2 separate regions of the Mus musculus genome follow, and region 1 is linked to region 2. A link is a loop called in an ENCODE intact Hi-C map of the cell type or tissue named here. Cell type or tissue: heart. All regions are shown on one strand. Each heading gives the region's core, and the rest is flanking DNA. Links, peaks and the distances in the headings are about the cores only. Region 1 has its middle 75 kb from the start of Gm31529. Region 2 overlaps Peak1 (pseudopodium-enriched atypical kinase 1).

Evidence for each region. Hi-C counts contacts between places; a loop is a spot of excess contacts. Peaks named below come from ENCODE experiments on the same cell type or tissue, not always from the same donor. Only the 100,000 strongest peaks of a DNase experiment are listed, where the experiment ranks them.
Region 1: a loop joins it to region 2, with 6 times the contacts of the local background. A loop is called at or near these places in 23 of 42 quality-filtered maps.

What each region holds. Positions count from the first base shown.
Region 1 is chr9:56,499,618-56,511,429 of GRCm38, forward strand. No RefSeq gene overlaps it. Among named protein-coding and RNA genes, the nearest start is that of Gm31529, 75 kb to the right of the region's middle. In heart, for the core only: CTCF peaks have their summits at 6,553 (motif pointing left) and 6,758; DNase peaks (open chromatin) are centred at 3,274, 5,594, 6,574, 6,864 and 7 weaker places; H3K4me3 peaks cover 2,307 bases; H3K27ac peaks cover 6,677 bases.
Region 2 is chr9:56,206,935-56,218,746 of GRCm38, forward strand. It overlaps Peak1 (pseudopodium-enriched atypical kinase 1), which reads right to left. Exons shown (of 7, transcript NM_172924.3): 7 at 1-677. Among named protein-coding and RNA genes, the nearest start is that of Peak1os, 29 kb to the right of the region's middle. In heart, for the core only: a CTCF peak has its summit at 6,596 (motif pointing right); DNase peaks (open chromatin) are centred at 6,647 and 7,137; H3K27ac peaks cover 1,068 bases.

The DNA.
Region 1 (11,812 bases), core at 1,991-9,990, 290 kb after region 2:
CACCCACACACGGTGGCTCACAACCACCTATAACTCCAGTCCCTTGGGATCTCACACCTTCTAGTCGTAAGGAACAGCCATGTCACTGGTGGCCAGACATACATGCAGAGTAAATATCTGTGCACATGAAATAAAAATTTTTAAATTCTTTGACAGTTTTATACAAATCTATAATGTAATTTGGTCACTTTCAGCCCAGACATCCTCTCTCGGCCCCTCCCACTCCCCTAGAACCACTCCTTCCCAACATGTTCCCCTCCAGCGCACACTAGACAGAGCTTTACTCCTGGGCTATGCTCCCAGCCTCTTGTGGTCTGTTTATTTCATTTGCTTGTTTATGGGGTGATTTACAGATCTGTGTGTCACCCCTCACATGGGCCCCTGCTCTCACTGGATTGTCCCCATTTTAAAATATGTGGTACTCATATATGAGACAATAGAGTTTGTGTGTGCATTAAACTAGTTACATTTAGAATAGTACTCGTCACAGAGTACAGGACACATAGGAACTTAACAAATTTTTTGGACAACTCGGCGGAGGGTTGGGGGGGGGGAGAAACAACATCTAGATGCACCATAAGTAAAGTGAGTAGTCTCTTCTGCTTTTTATATGAATTGTATCATTTAATTCCTAACACAACTTTATATTTCATCCACTTTATAAGTAAGTAAACGAAGACTGGGGTCTGGATGATAAGCAGTTTGCATAGACCTGGAAACAAATAGGGAAGGGTGGTTTTAGTTTTGGTTTGGTTTGTGGGTTTGGTTTTGGTTGGTTGGTTGGTTGGTTGGTTTTTCATGACAGAGTTTCTCTGTATCTTTCTGAACATCCTGGAACTCGATTTGTAGACCAAGCTTTTTTCCCTTGAACTCAAAGATTCACCTGCCCCTGAACTCCACATTCTACCATAACCACACTGAGGTTGGTTTGGTTGGGTTTGTTTGTTTTATTGTTTGGTTTGGCTGGGTTTGGTTTAGCCCAGGCTGGCCTAGAATTCAGTAGGTAGCAAGAATGATCTTGAGCTCCAGAGAAGCTGAGAACTGGACATGATGTTGGATGTCTTTTTTTGTTACCAGCTGTTCTAGGTCCCAAACCCTGTAGGGTTTAAGTGCTGTTGGAATGAGTGATGTAAAATAGCTCACCTGCCCTAGCCACGGGTCAGGCAGGAGAAGTGATTTGAACTAAGTACTAAGTACTTACAGAGAGGAAAAGTCTTTCTCAGAAACTGTCTTTTGGCCAGATGTGGTAGCCCACGCCTTTAATCCCAATACTTGGGAGGCAGAGGCAATTGGATCTCTGACCTGAGGCCAGCCAGGTCTATGAAGCAAGTCCAAGACAGCCAGGGCTCTCTTACACAGTCAAATCCTGTCTTGAAAAAAAGAAATTAAAAAAAAAAAAAAAGAGCTATCTTTTGAGAGGAAATGATTTGAAAGAGCCAGTAAGGCTGGGAGAATCAAAAGGTCGCGATCCTGAGGCAGGAAAGGAAGGAGAGAAGCCATCCTGAGGCCGGAGCAGCCAGGGTGAGGTGTAGGGACTGCAGAGCCAGCAGTCATGCAGAGCCATGTAAGAAAAGAATGGGGAAGATCTTAAACTCCAATGTAAGGACCATGTGGAGAGATTTCAATAGCAGTGAGGAGCAGATATATTCTTAAGGATTCTTCACTGCCATGAGGAAAATTCCAAGGAAACAAGAGAAGACTCAAGAGCTTGGTTACAAAGCTGGCACAGAGCCTATAGGAGTGGCCACAGCAGGCACACATCCTTAAAACCAGCCAAAGCCGGTGGATCTCTGCGAGTCTGAGGCCAGCCTGGTCTACATATGAGTTCCAGGACAGCCTGAGCTACCTAGTGAGACCCTGTCTCAAAGGGGGTGAGGGGTGGGGGTGGGGTAGTGAGGAAAGCAGGCAAGCTGACACGGTCCAGTGAGAAGCTTCAGCAACTCAGCGACGGTAGGGTGGGGGAGTGGGGGTGGGAAAGAGCCCGTAGACTCAAGATTTAGTTTAGAATTGTAATGGACCAAAGGCTTAAGGGAGTCTATGTAAATGGGAGGAAGGGCGCAGAAGAATCAGAAATGATCCCATGGGTGAGACTCAGTAGTAAAACATTTTGAGTAGCAAGCACAAGCCCTGAGTTTGAGCCCCAGAAGCACCCATGTACACACACACACACACACACACACACACTAATATCTAGCATTTGGGCTTTAGCAGTTGGGCCAAGAACAGCGTGCTATTGCCTGAGATGGGACAGAGTTGGAGACAAAATGTTGTAAAGGAAAGATCAAGAATTCGTTGTGAGCCTGGAGTTGTAGCTCAGTTGCTTGAGTGCTTGCCTAATGGATGGCGTTCTGGGCCCCTCCCAGCAGTATGTAGACTGCATGCAGTTGTACATAGCTGTAATCCCAGCACTCTGGAGGCTGAAGCCAAAGGACCAAAGTTCAAGGTCATCCTTGGCTGGCAAGAGTTCAAGGTCAGCCTGGTAAATTATACAGTGAGATACTGCTTTAAAAAGAAAGCAAAAATTTTTCCTTTTAGACTAGCTAAACATGAGATTAGCCCTGAGCAGCTGGCTTAAATCTCTTTGCTATCAATTAAAAAAAAAAAAATTCCTTTCAGCTCCTAAAAGCCTGTGGTTTCCCTGAGCTGCTAGCGGCAGGTCACTGTTTGAGGACATTCCTTCCTTGCTCAGTGCATAGGCACACGTAGGCTCACTTACCCGAGCTGCTCACTCAACTATGAAATTAAGGAACGGTCTCCTTTTTAATTCTTCAAGCTCCTTAGGAAAAGAAAATTTAAAACCTCGCATCTGCCTTTGTTTAAGATTGGCCAAAAGCAGCTGAGTGTTGTAGGATATAAAAATCATAAAATCATACCATAAGCTGATGACTAGAAGAGACTGGGAAGCAATGCAGCGTGTGCCGGGGAGACTGGCCAGAAATACATTTGGCATCATTCAAGGAAGGGTAATACGAGAAGACACGGGAGATGCTGCCCAGAGCAAATGGCTGCTGAGATGATTTTACCCTCCTCACGTCAGCTGGGTCCGAGCATGGAACGTGAGATGCTAGCCTCTTTTATTCCTGGTCAGTGGATGTTTTAAGTAGCCTTCTATTTATGAAAAGCAGTTCTCAGTCTTTTTAAGGCAGACTAATGTGGCCACTGGGTTTCCCTCAAAGCTCGGGAGAGCGAATGTTTTAGATATAGTCATCCATTCCATTTGGACATTTCCATGCACTTTGGGTGGAAAGCTGAGGAAGTCCCTCTCCTCTGGGAGCTAGTTCATAGTACAACAATAAAAACAAAGACACGGAAGCCAGCTACAGTGGGGTCTGATAAGTGATCAAACAGCTGTGAGCAGAGAGTCCTGGAAAATACAAAGGAAGGTTTCGATGGTTGTGCTACAGGGAGGTCCATAGGGGGCTTTTTAAAAGAAACTAGAAATGGCCAGGTTGCTCTGTGGTAGAGCGCTTGACAGAGTGATGGGGGGGGGGGGGGCAGGTACTGCAGACAGTGAAGTGTTTGGGAAGTGGGTTGTAATAAGCACCAAACGCCATGCTAAGGGACCTTATTTTGTAGCAGAGGGAAAAATAATCACAGCTGGTTTTGCAAAGCAATAGCATGAGAAGATAATAAACTAGCTCAGAGGATCATAGTCTTTTTTTGGTTTTTTTTGTCATGAATCCCTGTGGCAATCCAGTAGGGGCTATGTATGGATCAGCCCTTCTAGAAGCAATGTTTTCAACTACATTACAAAAAAGAAGAAGTTAGCCAGATGTGCAGGCACATGTCTTTAATCCCAGCATCCAGGAGCCAGGGACAGGTGGATCTCACCAAGTTTGAGACCAACCTGGTCTACAAAGTTCCCAGCCAGCCAGGGCTACACGGTGTCTCAAAATAACATGAAAAAATGTTAAGAAATCCACTATATTAGAAGATAGCTATCAAAATATTTAAAGTGTGTCATATAGACATGCTTGTGCTCCCCCACAAAGCCATAAATAACATGTCTAAGATGGGCAGAGTGGAGAATGCCTGTAATCCCAGAGAGAGATAAAGAAAGAGCAAAATGCAGCAGGGGTTATAGGTGGGCGGGGTGGGAAGAGAGGCTCTGATGGGCAGGCCCTCTGGAGAGCTGGGGGAAGGCAGGCTGGGGCAGATAGAAGTGGCTGGAAGCAAGGTCTTTGTGGTGTGTTCGTTTACTGTAAAGAAGTGCCAAAGCATCTCTGTTAATGGGCTACTCTTGAGAGCTAAGTTTGGACATGGAGTAACACGGGGTAGACTTACAGGGAGCCAGGTCACCTATGAGCTCTCCTGCCCCTGGTAAAGATTTCATGTTCAAACTTTGCTTTACCCCAACCATGACTATGCTCCCCTTCCCTTGACTCCAGAAGAGCACATGGACAGAGGAGCTTTTCTAGCTAGCTTAGATCAGCTAGCATCTCTGCAGTTATTAGAGCCTGTTCTTGCATATGCTTCCTGCAAGAGATTCAACAAGGGAACTTGTGCATCTGGAAAGAATACTCCAGACGTTCCTCTGGCGTGGCAGTATCTGTTTATGTTGGCTGATTTTATAGCAAGTGTGCTTGGGATGTTTCCTGTTTGTCTCTTGGAACTGTATGAAAAGCTGGGCATGGCAGGATAGGCTTAGCATCCCAACACTCAGGAGGCTGAAGCAGCCTGATCTCCATAGTGAGTTCCAGGCCAGCTAGCACTACAGAGTGAGACCCTGTCTCAAGATAGAAAAGATCTGGGTGAAGGCTACAGGATGAGCCAAGCACGGGGCAGCAACTAAACACCTGGGGAAAGGCTGGAGACTACAAAAAGATTATCAGCTGTGGTCATGCCCCGAGGGGTTTCCCACTCTGAAGACTTGACCCACAGTTAAAGGGGGCCAAGATTAATCATGCCTTAATCTTCACTCTCAACCAAAGGATCGTTCCTGAAGATCTCGTCTATTAAGGCAGTGAGGATTGCTGCAGGGTATGCAGTAATGAGCTGCAGGTATTTAATGAGAGACAAGTGCGGTTGCTGCAAGGGTCTAGTACTCAGTGCCTCATCACAAAACCAAGAGGGCTGGTTTGCTGGGGAAAAGGAGCCCCCGTTGAGTCCATGGGTTGCGAGGGTGGAGAGGAAGTTCCCTTTTGAGATTCAGTGTTGCCAGGAAACACAAGATCATCTGGGAAAGACCTTTGTTTTTGTTTTAATTAGGTAAAGATTTTACATGCAGGGAGCAAGTAGCTGACTCCAGAGGAGGAAAAGTTGGAAGAAAAAAAAAAAGTCAATGTGAAGGAATAAAGACATTTATTTGATGGAGGTAGGGATGCTTCGGCCTCTTTCCCAGCCCCTGCCTCACCTGAAAGTAACTGCCTGGTCCAAAAAAAAAAAAAAAAAAAAAAATCCACCTACATAGGGGCAACACTCCCTTCTGGTCCTTGTCAGCTTCCGAGTGTCCCTCTGTCCTGTGTCAGCACCTAGTAGTCTGAGTTCAGCAGGAAAGGCCGGATGCAGGCCTGGCCCTGGCCCTTCTCTCCTAGCTTGACAGGAGGAGGCCTTGACCTGCCTACAGGATGCGGGTTCACATCCTGCACCTCATCATGGAATCCGGCTTCGCCTGCTGCTCTGGTTTCTTCTTACAATCCCAAGAGACAGGAGCCCTGCAGGGCAGGGAAAGGACCCAAGGCCAGACTTCCAAGCAGAACGCTTTTGGGATGCCTGAGCCTCAGCCTGTCTGTCTTTCAGGGGTGGGGAGGGAAGGGCCCCCCACTCTTTCCCAATGTCCCAGTCTTAAACTCGTGCAGTCCAAAACAAGCCAGTTCATTGTGTTCTTGGATATAAATATTGATTCTGGTTGATGTTAACATTCTGTTCATAAAAGAATGTAACATATTTCTCTCACACCATATTAGACTGATGTGTTGTTTGGCCAAGAGAAGTAGAGATTTCTGGCTTCTGCAGAAAATGTGGACATTTAAATGCATGCAGCTTTCAGAAGTCTGGAGAGCAGACTCAGAATAGCAACGAGGGCTTTTGGCTGGCTTCAGCCCTGTCCTCCTCCATCCTTGGCTTGTCACTTTGGCGTTCCTAATCTCTTGTAATTAGGAAGCTGCTTGGCTGTCCACATCTGCTTTCATCAGGAAGGCCTATAAGGTCAGCGCTGAACATTTTTAATTTTCTTCCCTTGAGAAAAAGATCTGGGAGGTCTCCCATTTTTCTTCCCCTCTCCACGTGGGAGGGGAGGGTAAAGGCTTCAGACCAGAGGGTGGTCCATCCAAGCATTCCAACCTGGGCCAGACAAGCCCAAGAATAGGATGTGCTGGCCGCCTTGGCAAGGCAAATTCCCCACATTCCACAAGCGCTCTTCACGGGAAATCTAACTCATGAGAAAGTGGAATTCATGATGTGTATGCGTGTGCATTCGGGTGCCAGCACGTCTCACACAGACAGATCCCCGGCTCTCTGGTATTTCGTAAGAGTGGTAGAGCCCATTTCCAGATGTGGGAAGCCAGACTGGGTCGCTGTGCTGTCAGAGGAAGCAGCGCCCTCTGCTGTCCAGATCAGACAGCACCGCGGTGGAGGGAAAGGACCCGAGGGGTCTGGAAAGCAAGTTCCTGGTTAAAACCTTGGCTCACCGTGGCATGCTGGAGGCCTTGCACCTCCTTTTTCTTCCCACTGCGAGCCTGCAAGAGGCTGGCTGCCCTCGGACTAGCTGGTTCTTTTGATGTTCTGTAGCTGCGAGCCAGCCAAAAATGAGGATTTGCTATAAAACTCCAGCCTCCCGCAGCATCTGCTGAGCTAGTTCCGAGGTGAGAGGCAGTGGCGCTGACTTCTGCATGAGAACCTAGCCAGCAATCCCAAGCCAGGCGAGACAATAGGGGCAGCGTGCCCACGAGGAGGCCTCTGGCCGAGAGGCAGCCCTGTGGCCTCATTGTGCCCTTGGAAGGCGCTGGCAGAGGCCTGGCTGCCTCCGAGGCTTCCAGCAGAGTGGAAGCTGCCATGGCTCAGCTCAGGCATACTGGCATCTCCACCTCCAGGAGCTGGCAACACAGACAGAGGGAGGCCCCGCCCTCTGCCCTGTTTCCTGCCAAGAAGAAGGCTCTGCAGCACTGCCAGAGTCGATTCGCCGGGTTGAGGGAGGGGAAACGACAGAGAGCGAGAGAAGGAGAGAAGGGGAGAAGGAGAGAGGAAAGAGGTAGAAAATGGGAGAAAAGGAAGGGCGTAGGGAGGAAGAGAGGGAGGAGGGAGAGAGAAGGAGGGAGATAAAGAGGAAGAAGAGAGGGAGAGGAGGAGAAAGGAAGGGAAACGGTGAAGGAAAAGAAATGAGGAAGAAAGAGGGGAGGGAGAGAAGTGTGTGTGTGTGTGTGTGTGTGTGTGTGCGCGCGCGCGCGCGCGCGCGCGCTGCCCAAGCTCCCAAGCCAGGTGCAGAAAGCTACTGAAGCAAACTTATTGGACAACCTTTCAGTTTTGCAAGAGAAAAATAGAAGGCATAAGACAATCAGTTTCTGTTTTGAGGGGAAGATTTTTATTTGTTTATTTTTGGCAAACTGAGCTCCTCTCTGCTGGGAGGACTGAAAACCCAAACCACCAAACAGCCCCTAACAACAATGCCCTTCTCTCTCTCTCTGGGACCAATTTCCAGACAGCACAGCGGTCCTGACAAGGTCAACAAGCCGAAGCTGGGAGCGCAAGATCTTTATCTACGTGGGAAATAAGAAAATCATTTGACTGATAAAAGGAAATACAATAAATAGCATCTAAATTCCTGGCTGCATTCCCCCGAGCCCCTCCTCTGCAAGAGAAAGTGCCAGGGCAGGAATACAACTGCCACTACAGCAGGTTTAAAAATAGCACACTGCACACAGCCCTTCCTACCTTCCAGAAAGACTTCATTACCGGGTCCTCAGCCCTGAGCCTGCAGAGCCGCTGCCGGGGCTTTCTTACCCCTGCTCTGGATTTTTCTTCTTTGGAAGCATGAAGGCAGCGGGTGTGATACATTTCCCTCCCGCTCAGCTAGTTTCAGTCCTAGCACGTCTGGCGCACACGGCGAAAGTCCATTGTATTTAATGGGGTGTTAACTCTGTTTATTCTCTAGGACTTGTACGGTAATTTTACACTCTGCAAAACTAGCAACTTGAACCTGAAGTGCTTTTCCCTCCTCCTCATGCCACTCCAGTGGGCCTTTGGCTCCAGGTCCCTTCACAAGCTTAGCGTTTCCCCAACTGAGATAGCCAAGCATGGTGCAAGCTGCTTCCTGCAGCTGTTAACTCTGCTGGGGCCTGAGACAGGTCTGCATTTCTTACAGACTTAGTTTGTGCCATCTGTTAAATGGGTATTTGAATCTGCCTTGTGTACCTAGAAAAGCTGTTGGCACTGGTTCTCTGGTTCTCAGCTGGTCGCTTTTGTATCTCCTTGGAAAACTGTTAATGTACATGACCGAATGATCCCTGTTAGCCTAAATCTCCGAGTCTCTATCAAGTTAAAGGACCCAAGGCCATGAAAGCAATTACCACCTTACAGATTCATAATATAAACTCAGGTCTTTTTTATCTTTCAAACACTAATTCAAAAAATGTAAGGAGCATCATCACTTGGGAGGCTGAGGCAGGAGGATCAAGAGTTTGAGGTCAACTTTGGTTACATAGTGAGACAATATCTCAAAACAAACAAAAAATATTTTAGGTAGCTTGGTACCTGGGATGCAGCTGGTGGATCCGGACTATTTTCCATGTATTCCTCTCTTTTTAAAAGAGAGAGAGAGAGAGAGAGAGAGAGAGAGAGAGAGAGAGAGAGAGAGAGAGAGAGATAGGCTAGGGAGATGGCTCAGTGGTTAAGAGCACTGACTGCTCTTCCAGAGGACCTAGGTCCAATTCCCAGCACCCACATGGCAGCTCACAGGTGTCTGTAACTCCAATATCTGATACCCTCACATAGATGTGCATACAGGCAAAGCACCAATGCACATAAATTAAAAATAGATAAATTATTTTTAAAAAAAAAGAATTCTCTCTCTCTAGGCCTCCCACCCTCCTTTTTTTCTAACACACACACACACACACACACACACAATTCACGAGGTCTTGTGTAGCTCCAGCTGGACTCACTTCTTAGCTGAAGAGGACTGAGCTACTGATTCCCCGCCTCCCCCCCCCCGCCCCCCCCCACTGCCTCTGCTTTCCGAACTCTGGGGTGACAAGGATGGACAAGTACACTCAGCAGGAAGTGTCACTAAAGTACAGGGCACACAGGCTAAGCAGGCAGCGCTTCACTCATCAGATGCATCTTCCTCAGCTCCCTCTGCCCGTTGTCACTCCCGGAGGTCACATTTGGCCAGCTGCTATCTCTCACACACACACCCTTTCTTGCACAACTTTGTGATTTTGAAAGCCTCTGCCCCATTGCTGAGCAGGGCTTTCTTTTATCTCTCATATCTCCAAGCACAGGGGTCTCACTGTACTGACTCTGTTCCTGGTCCTGAGCCATCAGCTCCAACCTCTCCGTTGCTGGCCCAGTTGCTGTTTATGCCTTTCTGGGTTAAGCATATTGGAGCGTGGTTATTCAGGCCTGTCTCCCTGCCTCTGCATTCTTGGACCTTGGCATTGTGCCTGGAACACAGTAGGCGCTGGGTACAAGTTTGTTTAGTCCAATCCCTCATCTTTATGACTAATGCTTCATTTCGACCATTTTGCAAAGGTTACAGTGTCTCTGAAGACTTGTTGATGTCACCTCCTTCCTCTGCGGCTCCACACCCATGCTGGTGGTGAGGGCACGAGAGTCCTTCATGTTACCACAATTCCCAACAGTACTCGTCTTCAGGGCCTCGGTATTGCTAGGTACAGTTAGCCCCTTCTGCAAAGACACCTTCCTCCTCCCTGTGGCTTTCAACAAGCAGCCGGCTGTGTGTTCCTGCTTCTCTGGCTCTCTTGATCCTCTCAGTGAGGCTCAGCTGCTCCTGTCTCTACATTCCTTCCTGAACAGAACAGATTTGACTAATCCACTGTTTAAAATATCTCCTCCAACTTCAGCTTCAACTCAGGGCCCGGATGTTCAGTGGTCTACTTGACGTCTCACTTCTGAGGCTTTAGGTGGCTCAAGTTTAAACCCAACCTCTCCTCCCTAAGCCTTTCCCTTTCAATAATAAGGCACATTCTGTACATACACCCTCCCTGGGGACTTGACAGCCACTCTCTTGGAAGAGGGATCCAGTCAAGGGATATCCAAATATTATAGATTCCAGGCGATGGGGACATGACTTCTTTGCCTCACAACTCTAATACACACCTAAATGCTAGGTAGACAGGGCAGCCCTCCAGTGATCCCAGCACTTAAGAGGCAGCAACAGGAAGTTTGGAACAATCTGGCTAGCTAGACTAGGTCAAATTGGCAAGCCCTGGGTTCAAGTGAGAGATCCTGACACACACACATAACAAATAAATATTATAGATTCCAACCGCTAACTTGGATTTGAAACAAAACTAGGGTTTGTTGTTGTTGTTATCCTGAACTTAGGTGCCCAACAGGGTCTAGCCTCAGCACCTTCCCAGACCAATCTAGTTTCTATTTTGCCTCTAGAGCAGAATGGGCAAGCGAGGTTTCCCAAACCATATTCAATACAAGTCACAAGCAAAGACAAATTCTCTCTCTCTCTCTCTCTCTCTCCTTTTGATTCTTTGTGAATTTCCCACCATGTACCCCAATCCCACCCACTCATCTCCCTGTCCATTCATATACACCCTCCTCCCTTGCAACCTCCCCCAACAAATAAAACAAAAAATAAAATAAATCTTGTTGTGGAGGTGTGTCCCACAGTACACCCTTTTGCCCAAACATCTTCACTTGCAAATGTTCGTTGCAATGAGTCATTGGTCTGGTTCCAGGCCTCTGGCTTCTGCTATGCTATCAATACTGGATCCTCGTCAGGACTCCTTTCAGATATTCTGTTTTTGCCCTGTATCATGGAGATTCTGCAACTTTGGAATCTTCTATGTGCTCCAGCATTTCATAGATTGGTGGGGCCAACTCAAGCCCTGGGTATGGGCCTGGATGGAAGCAGCTAGCTCTCCTGCTTTGCCCAGGCAAGGGTGGGGCCAGTTCTCCAGTGCCCATGCCACCAGGGCCAGCTCTCCTGGTCTCACAACTTCAGGGTAGGCCAGCTCTCCTGCCTGCCGTGTGTGCTTGTGTGCGTGTGTGCAAGGCGGCAAGGCGGCAGCAGGGCCAGCTCTCTGGTGCTCATGCTCTGGGACATGCTCACCCATGCCACCAGGGTAGTTCTACTGTGCTGCCCAAGTGAGGTGCTGGAATAAACTCTCACTCTTTAGCCCAAATGAGTCTGGAATTTACTTCGTAGCCTTGGAACTCATGGTGATCCTCCTGCCTTAACTTTCCAAGGGTAGGGATTACATGTGTGAGCCACCACACCCAGCTTAGGTATTCTATTTCAAGAAATATTCTATTTTTGAAGTTTTGTTCAAGCTCCCTCTACTTTATCCCCACAGGGTGCTGAAGATAAGACAGAGGCAGGTAAATTTCTGAGGACAGTTTTGTAAATCTGCAGGGGACTGCTGGGAGTGAGAAGCCAGGCCTAGGCTAGGCGAACACTGACGTCAGCTTTGCTACATCAACTCCTTTTTCTTGATTTTATCATCTGTAAAACTGTTGAGCAAGAGCTGGGCGGTGGTGGCACACGCCTTTAATCCCAGCGCTCGGGAGGCAGAGGCAGGCGGATTTCTGAGTTCGAGGCCAGCCTGGTCTACAAAGTGAGGTCCAGGACAGCCAGGGCTATACAAAGAAACCCTGTCTCGAAAAACCAAACCAAACC
Region 2 (11,812 bases), core at 2,132-10,131:
GTGGCCGTGATGATCTCTGGGGCAAGGCGGGACTGGTCTCGGAGGATCTGGGGGTCCACCAGGTGGCTCTTCTGCTTGGCCTGAGAGAAGTTACTCACAATGAGCCTTGTAGGACAAGCTAAGGTGGGGCAAGGGTCTGCAGGAGAAGGGCCCTGGGCAGCTCCCCCAGGTTGGTGCTGGACAAGCAGCAAGTTCTCCAGGCGAAGATCGCAGTGCGTGACGTGGTAGGGCTTGAGGTGCTCAAGCCCAGAGCACAGCTGTAAGAGCAGCAGACACACTTGCCTCTCATACAAGTCAGGGCTGTTCCCATGATGGGCCAAAGAATCTCGCACGAAGTCGGCCACAGTGAGATGGGGAACCTCCCTGGTGATGACCACAACGTGGCTTCTTTGTTTCCTGTTTGTGACTCGTTGGTTCTCTTTCTGGGATGGCTCTGTTTCAGAGCAGGGCTCAGGATTTCCCCCCAAAGTTTCTGCCTTCCCCTCTTCTTCGCTGTCTTCAGTGCCATCCTCTGCCTTTTCAGGAGCATCAGGATCCTCCCAGGGAAGCAGACGACTAGGGACTTCAGCAAGGAAATGGCCACAATCCTGCTGGATGTTAAAATGCACAGGCAGACTCTGCCGGACAGCCAGGCTATGGTAATACTGCTGAGACTCCTTAGCTTTGCTCTTGCAGATCTGAAAGAGAGCAGGAGGCACACTTAGACTTCCCATAAGCAGACACACGAGGTGCAGAGGATGATTAACTGCAAGGTGACTCATTAGGAACACAGTAAGTCTTCAGAAAGGGTCTGGGCAGCCAGCCTATAAGTGACTACCGTTTCTCATGGACCCACATTCAAGGCTACGCTCAGTGCCTTATGTGCACCACCTCTAGTCTGCACTCAGTGCCTTATGTGCACCACCTCTAGTCTGCACTCAGTGCCTTATGCGCACCACCTCCAGCTTTCATACAAGCCCCTTAGACTGTGGGCTCCAACTAACGGAGCTGGAAAAGTGGATGTACGCATGCTGAAGAATGGAACTTGACCCCTAAGCTCTCATCAGTTACAAAATCAACTCAAGATGAATTAAAGATTTACCCTCAAACTATGAAGTTATAAAACCAGGAGAAACAGGGAAAAGACTGTAGGATGTTGGATCAGGAAAGAAATTTGTGTACAAGACTCTAAAAGGATAAGTAATAAAAGCATAAATAGACATTAGAGACTATACCAAACTAAAAAACTTCTGTATCACAAAGAAAACAGACTGAAAACATAACAATGGGAGATATAATTGAAACTACATATCTGATAAGGGGCTATTCAGAATGTATTAGGAATTCTAAATAACTGGGCAGTGGTGGCACATGCCTTTAATCCCAGCACTTGGGAGGCAGGCGAATTTCTGAGTTCAAGGTCAGCCTGGTTTACAGAGTGAGTTCCTGGACAGCCAGGGATACATAGAGAAATCCTGTCTTGAAAAAAACAAACAAAACAAAAATCAAAATAAAAAAATACTAACCAACAACCAAAAACAACAACAAAAATCACTAAAACTCAAACAATTCAATTAAAAGTAATTAGCACAAGGCATACAATGGGACACACACACACATACACCCCCCCCCCCACACACACACAGACATACACTCATACACACACACACACGAACACACACACGCACACCAGAGAAAGGCAAAGCAAACCATATCCCTCACTTCCACTAGAACGGATGTTCCTGGGCTGGAGAGGTTGCTCAGCAGTTAGGAATACTAGCTTTTGTTGTGCAGGACCTGAGTTCAGTTCCCAGCACACATGCCATGAAGGTCACAAGCACATGTAACTCCAGTTCCAGGAGGACCAGCTGCCTCTGGGCTCTGAGGGTGCTTGCACTCAGATAGACACACCTCACCTCCCCATATACATAATTAAAAAGTAGCAAAAACAAATCATAGAAAAAAAAGCAAGGCTGTCACCGAAAGAAAAAAAAAAGCGCTGGTGAAAAGTGTGGAGAAACAGAACCTCGTGGTGCACACTGCTGGTGAGAACAGGAAGGAGAACAGTCAGAGAGGAGCCTCAAAGAGTGAGAAACAGAGCCACCACGTGACCTCACACATTCACTGCGTAGTCACGGGAACGGAAGCAGCACTGTTGAAGGAACATCAGTATTCTACCGTTTACTACTGATAGGCAAGAAATGGAAATGATATTAACTACTGACTGGATAAATAAACTATGGTACATATACATAAAAATAACAACAGTCTGTGTTTTGTGATGACAAGGATGGAGGTGGAGATGATTTGCTAAAGTGAAATAAACCAGGCTCATACAAACAACAGTGTGATCTCAGTCAGATGTGGATCCCTAAGAATGGTCTCATAGAAGCTGGACGGAGCTAGTGGTTTTCAAAGGCTGGGGAGAGGCTGGGGATGGCTGAGCAGCAGGTGTAAACAATAGGTTGGAGGCATGAATTCAGATGCTTGTACAATATTATGATTATAGATAATACACTATTTAATTTCAAAGAGCTAGAAGGAAGGATTTTGAATGTTTTAGTACCAAGAAGACTGCATGTCCAGTTTATGTTTTTCCAAATAAGAAAGGATAAGTAAGCGTCCAGATAAATATTAGCAGTTTGCAGAGTTGAGTGTGTTGCAATGCCAAAGCTGGTTCTGCTCTATCTTTTGTATACCTAGAAGACAACACAACTAGCATAATAAATGTTCTCTTACATTCTGTAGGAATTTCTAAGCCTGGCGCTCTTTCTCATCCCGTCCCCTGTGGGGCAATGGGTTATGCACAGACAGTCTGGTCTCCAGTTGAGCTGAGGTGTGGAACCCTGGTGAAACCCAGTGGTGATAGTTCACCTACATGGGATGGAAGGCGGTCCCTCATGTCTCCTGGAATTCCCTGGCTCCTGTCGAAGTTACCGTCCCCACAGCCCCCACAGGAGAAGCTGTGGCTTTTAGTCACGTACACAATGTCCCAAGCTTCTGACCTTCACGCTAGACTTCTCCCAGTTACCTAGCAACAACAAGATACCGTCCCACCATAAGAGGGGCTGCTTGGCCCCACCTCACTCTCTCCTTTTACTCCCTTTCCTCACTCTCTTACACTCTCTCCTCCCACTCTCTCTCTTTAACCTCTTACCCTAGACTTTCTTCTCTCTCTCTCCTTTCCCCCTTCTTTCCTCTTGGCCATGGCTGGTCTCTCTCTTTTACCTTCTCTCCTTCCCCCTACCTTTCTACAATAAAGTTCTAAAACCACAGACTCTCTGTTCATCAAGGCCTGCTGTGCTTGGATGGTGGGATAGGCTTTCTTCCTAATGAGCCGTTTCTAATCTCCCGATGGAAGGCCTACCTGTGCTCCAGCCATGGACCGGACAGGATTCTTTCCTTCTGCCCTCTCTCCCGTATCCCCGGGGCTGAGCAGGTGTCACCCTAGGGCCCCTGGTATCAGGGGCTGGCCCTTGTCCACCCCCCACCAAGTGGGGTCAGTGGCTTAGATGCCCACCTGGGACCGAGTGGAAAGCATGTGGCATCTTCCCAAGTCCATCTGCCCAGAGCACAGGAGGAACTCTGGCCAGATGCGGGCTATCTCATCCTCCCCGTCTTTCCCCTATACCCCCCACATCCTACAGACCCCTGTGCCCCTTTCTGTTTTATTAGGGATTGAAGCCAGGGTCTTGTTAGGCCATCTCCATTAAGAATGCTCACTTTTAACTGGCTCCTTATACCAACATCAGGCACTAAGATCTTCCAGAAGGAAGTCTATGCAAAGCAGGCGTGACTCAAGGAGAAAGCTTTGATCTCAAGGGGACATGAAAGTCGTACACACGTGAGATCACCCCAGAGGGGTCTGGAGGTTCAGAGAGTGCAGATGCAGTTTACCCCTAGTTCACAGACCAGCACGGCCTACTCAGCAGGGACACCACACCCCTCAGGTACCATAGACTCCAGGAATATATGCTCTTGGGGGTTTGGATGCTGCCTGTTTGCTACAGTGATATGGAAAAGAGCAAGTTTTTTTAAAAAATTATTTTATTCATTTTACTTAAAAAGAAAACTGCAATTCTCTTGGGAGATGCAGAAGGAACTCCAGCTTAGAGAAGCAGCATGCACTGATGTCTATTCATAAAGATATTAAAAATGAAAGAAAAAAGGCCCTGGAGCCTCGGGGGAAAAGAGCATCTCTTGCTCATAGCCTATGCTTATTACAATTAGAGACTTGATCGCACTGGTCCATGTATGGAAATAAGTCCACATGTATGTACTGAAATAGGCGAAAACAAGCTCTTTCAAGTTTTCTGCCACATACTTACCTAATCAGTTTAAAAAATGCTTTATATTTATTTTAAAAGCAAACTTCACATCTTGAAATAGATGTCCTCGGGCGGAGTTCAAGTCCAAACATCCATCTTTCAGAAAATCCTATCTTTGGAAAGCCCTCCAAGTCCGGAGCACACGCAGTGCACTATATCCTGTATTCTCATCAATCACAGGCATTCCTTCTATAATGCACTGATGGCAATGCTTCATGTTTATGTGTCACTGGGTATTTAAAATCCTATACGAGCCATAACTTAGTTGTATGGGGCTTGGATCTGGCACAGGTGCCATTAAACTCATTGGCAGTTTATAATTTGCTCAGTATCATATTGCCTGCTGAAATGGAGGTTCCAGGGTCCCAACTCTTCAGTCTTTGAAACGTCTATCAAATATCATTGAGCTTGGTTGAATGAGACTGAAAATTAAACTCAGTTGACATGTTACAGAAAGGACACTCCCAAGGACTTAGGTCTGGGATTTAGCCTTGCCAATAGCTGAGTATCCTTGGGCATGCTCATTCAGTTCCTCTGGGTCTCAGCCTGCCTCATAAAGCAAACAACAGAAAGAATATGGAAACCTTACCTCACAGGCAGCTGGAGAGATGAAATGGGATCAAGTATACTGAGGACATCTACACACGACTGAGATACACAAATGTAATGCTGATAGCCAATCAGATCACTTGGAAATGTTAAAAAGGATGCACTCATACAGAATATAGTTTTTCAAAGAGGACAAGGTAAAAAAAAAATTACACTGTTTGTAGGATGTGTGCAAATGTCCAGGTCCCTTCTCCTTTAGGTTCTGAGAGCTACCTGCCACAGCAGCGGGGCTCGCTGACTGCTGGTCCGAGGGAGGACAGCTAACAGTAAAGGTTTTCTTGTTTTTTTTTTTTTTTTTTTTTTTTTTTTTTCAGATAGTGTCCTATGAAGGATCCAGTCTGGCCTGGAACTCACTATGGAGCTCAGACTGATCTCAAACTTGAAGTACTCCTTCCTTAGAGATTACATATAGCTACATATGTAATTCCTGGGATTACATACACCTGTGGTCACTACACCTAGCTAAGGTCACCACCATCGATGCCAAGATCAGCATTATGTTCTAGTCCAAGGAAGCCATCCTAGTTCTAAGAAAAAATGGTTTAACTAAATTTTTACTTTTTACTATGCCAATTTACACTGAAAAAAGAAAAAGAAAAAGAAAAACTTCACCATTAGGTGGTTCAAGATCAAATGTAAAGGAGATAGCCTATCCTGTGATATTTAAATTTATCTGCATGTACACACAGAGGCAGTCATACATATTTTTATAAAGTCTTCCAAAGTTTTGGGAGTAGATAAGAACATGGATTCTACAACTAGAATTTATGTTTGGCTTCATAGATCAACTTGAGATAAAGGGTTGGAGTGACTTACACAGAAGAAGTGATAAATTGTTCCACTATTTTGGATGCTTGGGAGGAAAATGGCCTGCCCAGAGAGCAAGCTGAGTAGGTAGCACTTCCTTATCTCTGTATTTACACAGACAGGCTGAAGAATAATGGGTCAATCTGGTTTAAGGGCAAATGAAAACGAGAGAAGAAAGAGCAGAAGAGAGAGGAGAGGCACTGTGCTTTTAATTGGTTTATAACCGTGAAGCCGGTTACAACCCAAACATGGACTTGTGGAGATTTCCATAATAGGATTTCACATGATAGGTAGCTCATAAATCTTTATTATAGAGGCTGCAATGATGTTAATTTAGGCAGGAATATTATATTATTCTATGTACTACATAGTAGCCATTTTTCAAATATTAATAACTTGACTCCTTTAGATTAGAAAAATACCTCAAAATGATCTGACTTCAGATGATAAATTTCTAGCCCAAAAGTTATTCTGGAGAACAAACCACTCTTTCCAGAATAAATGGACAAAGTTTTTACTGCCAGTTTTTTTTTTTTTAAATTCCTTTACCTAATATTTTCTCTACTTGGGATCAACATAAACTTTTCAGCTTCACGTTTTCATCAATCTCTTTTGAACAGAATTCCCACTCTTTCCTTATAAGGCTAGCTGGCTTAAACAGGGGCATCTCAAGGAGCCCTCAGAAGAACTATTCCCACAGGGATCCTGGTCCCATCTCCCACGCTCTGAACCAACAGCAGAATGAGGAAAATTTCACATTCCTAACAAGAGAAAACTATGGGAAAGCCTTTTTAAAATGCTGCCAATTTGGGCAGATTCTGTGTTTGTCTACAGTCTCTCCAACTGAAGAACTGAGGGACTGCACCCCAGAGACACTAGAGGGAGCTACAATATCAGCATCCAAGCACAGAACACATTGCAGCAGAACAAAATCTAGCTGCTGAATGTGGGAAAAATATACCATGGTCTGTCTGTCTGTCTGCCTGCCTGCCTGTCTGTCTCTGTCTCTGAATCATCAGCGTTAGCGATGCCGAGTTCACTCAGTAAAGGGAGCACCAGATGAGAAGAGTAGAAGCTGGCTAGGAGTCCTCCCTGGGTGCAGGGGTTTCATGCTCACCAGCTCACCGGGCATGTCAGCTTGATCCCTCCTCCCAAGAAGGATCAGGGGACCATTACAATGGGTAGCTAGCTGATCTCTACACGACATAATGTACAGTTGCAAAAGCAGGGGCTTGAAGGGAAAATGGGTACATATTTGAGTTGGCAAAATACACACGGGAGGAGCAGTATCTTGTTGCTATTAACTAAGCAGACCAGCATGGCTGATGCTTCTACAGCACTGGCCACCGCTTGTCGGATGAAAGCCATCTGACAAGATTTCCAAATACAGGGTGGGGACACTTTAACCACTGACGAGTTATCTGCTGGGAAATGGAAAAACAAAAAAACAAAGCCAGAATCAGGGTCAGATTACCCTCTCTCAAGACCTTCTAAAACCCGGGTCAAACACACAATATGTACACAGCCTGGTCCCAGCAGGGGATCTGAGCTGGACAATGGCTCCTCACACACAATCTGAAAAGTTTAATTCCAAACATTCATTTCGTTCAGGGGCTCATTTTATGTGTTGCTCATGGCAACTGCTCTGCATACCTTTGAGGCAAATTTGTCATTATAAAGCATTTATGTTTGTAATAAGAATGTCAACCCAGACAGCTAACTTGTATAAAGTAGACTGTAGGGGGCCATGACTGCAAAGCCACAGTATGAGCAGCTGGGAAGGAAAAGACAGCACACGGCTATCATTACTGACCCTTCCAGAATGCCCTCACTGTCTGCTACCTGTAAAGTAGACCTTCCAGCCTGCTGCCCTTTGAATTTAAGATAAGAAACAGAGACAAGGGGGATGGGAGTGGCATGAGTATGATATGTAAGCTGGTCACTTACTATCTCTTGATTCTTTGTCCCAAAGGTGGCTTGAACTGCTAGTGTTCACTCGACATTCTGTTCCACTGCTGACCACATACCTGCATTTGTAAACCACATTTATGTCTCTGACTCTCACACTGTAAACACTGGCTGAATAATTTGTGTTGCCTTATCCTGTGAATTCCTAATATCCAGTACAATCAAACCTGAGCCCTTTGCACCCTCACTCTCTGGCCTTCTCTGTTCCTGGTGAATGGCTCCATTACCTGGCTCTGTTTCCTGTTTTCCAACATCAAGTTCACTCTGGACTTCTTTCCCATCTTTACTCCCTATGTCCAACTGATTTACAGCTCCTACTGATTTTATTCCTAAATATCTTCCAAATTGTCCTTTCTTCACTTCTACTGTTACCATTACTGCCTTCCTAGACTACCACAAAGGTTTTCCAATGGGACTCCTTGCTTCTCCTATGAATTCCCTTAAAAATAACTTTCACAGGGAGCAAAGGCATCTTTAAAAATATGCTATAACATACCTATTTAGATAACCTAGCAGTCTCTTTTCACAACTGTATTTCCTGCTCCTTTTCCATTCATTCCTACCATGGTGGTCTGTCTGTCTGTAGCCAGTCTTCCATGCCTGTTGTACCCTTTCTGTCTGGACATCTTTCTTACTATAGTTGGCTGATTTTTTGGGTCCACTTTAAGAACAGACACTTGTATCTCAGGGCCTAACAGAGAACAAGGCACACAGAACATGTTTAATTTACCTATACAAAACACCAAGAAAAAGCTACACTGAATCCAGGGTGGCTATATTGTTTATTTGCCCAGAGCAGCTAGAGTACATGAACAGCTTTCATGAAACAGATGGAAGTTGGCAAAATAATGGGGAGGGGGCAATAGCAGACAGACCTGAGTAATCAATGCTCATGACTGATCTGACTACACGATTGAGGAAAACTGGATCAATGCTAGCTGTCTGCTGAGTGGAGTCTGCCCTAGAGACTCACCAACTTTATACTGAACAGAACTACAGAACGACAAGGTCCTTCGTCATTCTACTCAATTTTCTATTCTTTTCCCCAAAGAAAGTAATAATTACAAAATGCAGGACTCTTCAAAAATAGCCTACATTAGCTTTTATTTTTCCATTATGGGCCCAGTGTGCCTTCAGCCTTCTTCCACTTTATCAGCAGGGAATCTCATTTCCTTCTCACACTACGAGTTTTACAGTGCCTCAGTGAGCCTTAAGTGAGATGGATATTGTAGGGAGTGAATTGTAGATGGACACAATGAGAAACACTGAAGAGCATATATGTTCTCCCATCTGGGCTGTTCTGTTGCAGTACACAGAAGCACAGCTGCAATGGGGGTGTGCAGAATGATGACACCTAGTGTTTGATAGTCTAAGGATATAGAGGTCAATTACTGCTTGACAGTAATTCCTTGGCCTGCTGAGGAGTATCCCTTACTTCTGGTTACAGAGGTAAGATCCACAACCCCATCCCTATAGGCAATGTTGTTACAACAACCTTCAAAATAGATGAAATGTTAATATATGAAGCTGCCTGGGCCTCCACACTGTAGATGCTGAGGGCTCCACACTGTAGGAATCTGTTATGAGACTTGTCAGGCTGGTCGGGTATTTTAATGCTTAAATTACTACAAAAATGTTCACATGGCTAAGAAACTCATTTGGAACCTAGGAGATATTTGAGAAGGCAATGTGTAAGTCTTTACCATTTGATTTGTGACTTGGAGCTCAGGATCCAGATTAGGAATTCAATTAACGTGAACCCAAACTTGTAATTCCCAATATGTTCTCTTACCTCATCAATATTAAAGCTCTGATTTTCTAGGCAATCTATTTTGACTCCAAGTTCTTTCTTTTGAGCAAGTTCCCAGCTGGGGCTCTGACACTTCTGCATGCATGGAGCCGTGAAGTGAGGTGCCCACTAATCTAGAATGGCCATGTATGTGTAGCTGGCTACTGGTCACCCACTTTCTGTTACATTTCAATGTTGGACATATTTGTGTTGAATTATGAAAGTGGGAATGGTTTCCCACCTAGATTTTCCCTTACTACTAAGCTAGTAATTAACTGCCTGTGTAGATAGTATGAGCTCGTTGTAAATTCCTACCGATAACAGCTATTCTCCGTAATGCTTTTTCATTTAGTGTCTTGCTTTCTCAGCATCTACCCAAATAAGACAAATTGGGATTTGAGTAAAAAGTGCAATAAAAGGCACTGGTCTACACAATTTACCTCAACTTTATTACAAGCTTTTAACAAGGCTGTGGTGTAGGAGGAAAGTGAGTAGCCTCGCTGGTATAACAGGAAAGTCCCCATGTCTACTGAGCTGTTTATCACCTGGCATTGAGAACAAAGACCTGTACTATGAAAAGAGAAGACTCCTACCATCTCAACTTTGAACTTCTTGGGGGAAAACATTCAGAAAGTTAGTTGCATTTTTATATATGTGAAGAATTAAACAACTTCTTTAAAGTAACTTCATCTAAATTTAACACATGGTCTTTCATGACAGCATTTGGTCAAAGATTATCTCATTGAGGTAAATAAAAAAAAAAGTCTTAATGAGACCAAGCAATAATCTACCAGGTATCTACCCAATCTCTTCTAGGCAAAAGGCACTACACAAGGGGCTAGCTTACTGGCTCAAGTACAATAATGGGAGAGGTACTGCTTAGGAGTCAGGAGTCAGCCTGCCATGAAATTGGTGTCTCTCCAAACCAGGCCATCCTCTCCGGCCTCCATTTCCTTTAGTAACAGATGACGAAGGCCCTTCTAAAACTGACCTTAGTCTATTAGGATAATTGGCTAGTGGCTACTATGATTTTTTGAAAGACAAAGAAGGCAATGGAGATTTTACTTGGATAGCAGGGAGGTTTAGTTCAAGTTTAATCTTACATTTAGCTTTATTTAGAGACCAGGGAAGTAAGTTAGGGGCTGGAGTCCAGCCAATGTGCAGCTCACCCAGACAGTCTGGTCTGCTGGGTGGTAGTCTGCCAAGATGACAGAATAAGAGAAACCATGGATGAGGAATAAAACAGGGAACTGAAGGTGACCGATTGTGTGGGAGTCAGTTTTGCTTTTTCCTTTACTAAGGCACTTAATTTATTAAAAGTTGACTACATTCACAGCCTCCCCATTTCTTATCCCTCTAATTTGCTGGGTTGGTGTCCAACCCCACTATTACACATAGTCTTGTCTTGAAATAGGCTCAAGCTCTCAGCCTGGGGACTATGCATTTTGTGGCTAGGGTCCCAATTGTTCCTGCTTTGAGTCACATCTCTATGTATGTAGGCTTTTTCTCACATTACAGATCCTTCCACTAACAGTCTCATACACCCCATTTAGTCTGAATTAAATCAAGATACTGGGGGGCGAGAAAACTTTTTCTAGGCTTCACGTTTCTTATGAAGCCCAAGCTCTGTGTTTAGCTGTTGAGCCTGTTTACCTTGGCTGACATTTGCATGCTTCACAGACAACGCATCCCTTGGATTCAGATATCACTGAATGGCACTGCCATCCTTTTGGGGTTATCCTTCCTAGAGGCTTATGACTGCTGCCTTCATCTTATGTCTAGGACTTACTATACAAGGCTCACACCTTTGGCAGCTCTGAACCACATGTCCCTTCTTGTCCTTTGTCCTGCTGCAGTGTGGGTGGACTCAAAATTACCTAGACTATTGCAATAACACACCAGTGAGTCCCAGCTTGCTAAGAATGAATGAAGCCATCGTGACAGAAGAGGGTTACAGGATATGTGGGCATGTTGGCAAATACCTGTAGTCCCAGCACTTGATAAGCTGAAATAGGAAGACCCTGGGTTTCAGCCCAGACTAGACTATACATCTAGACTCTGTCTTAAAAAAACCCCACAGGATTTAATATATGCATGATATTATCACACTAAGTTGTACAAATAAGCAGTAATTCCATTACACAATATAGAAACATTCATGTGTCTCTTACCCACCATTACTTTTGACATCTACTGCAAGGACCATGGCTTAGAATCTAGTACAATATATAATAATGGACATTTGGTAAAATATTTTGTGACCTTTCAGAAGAAACAATACAAAACATGATATTTTTGTGGGTTTACATCAATACATATGCATAAGGCAAGT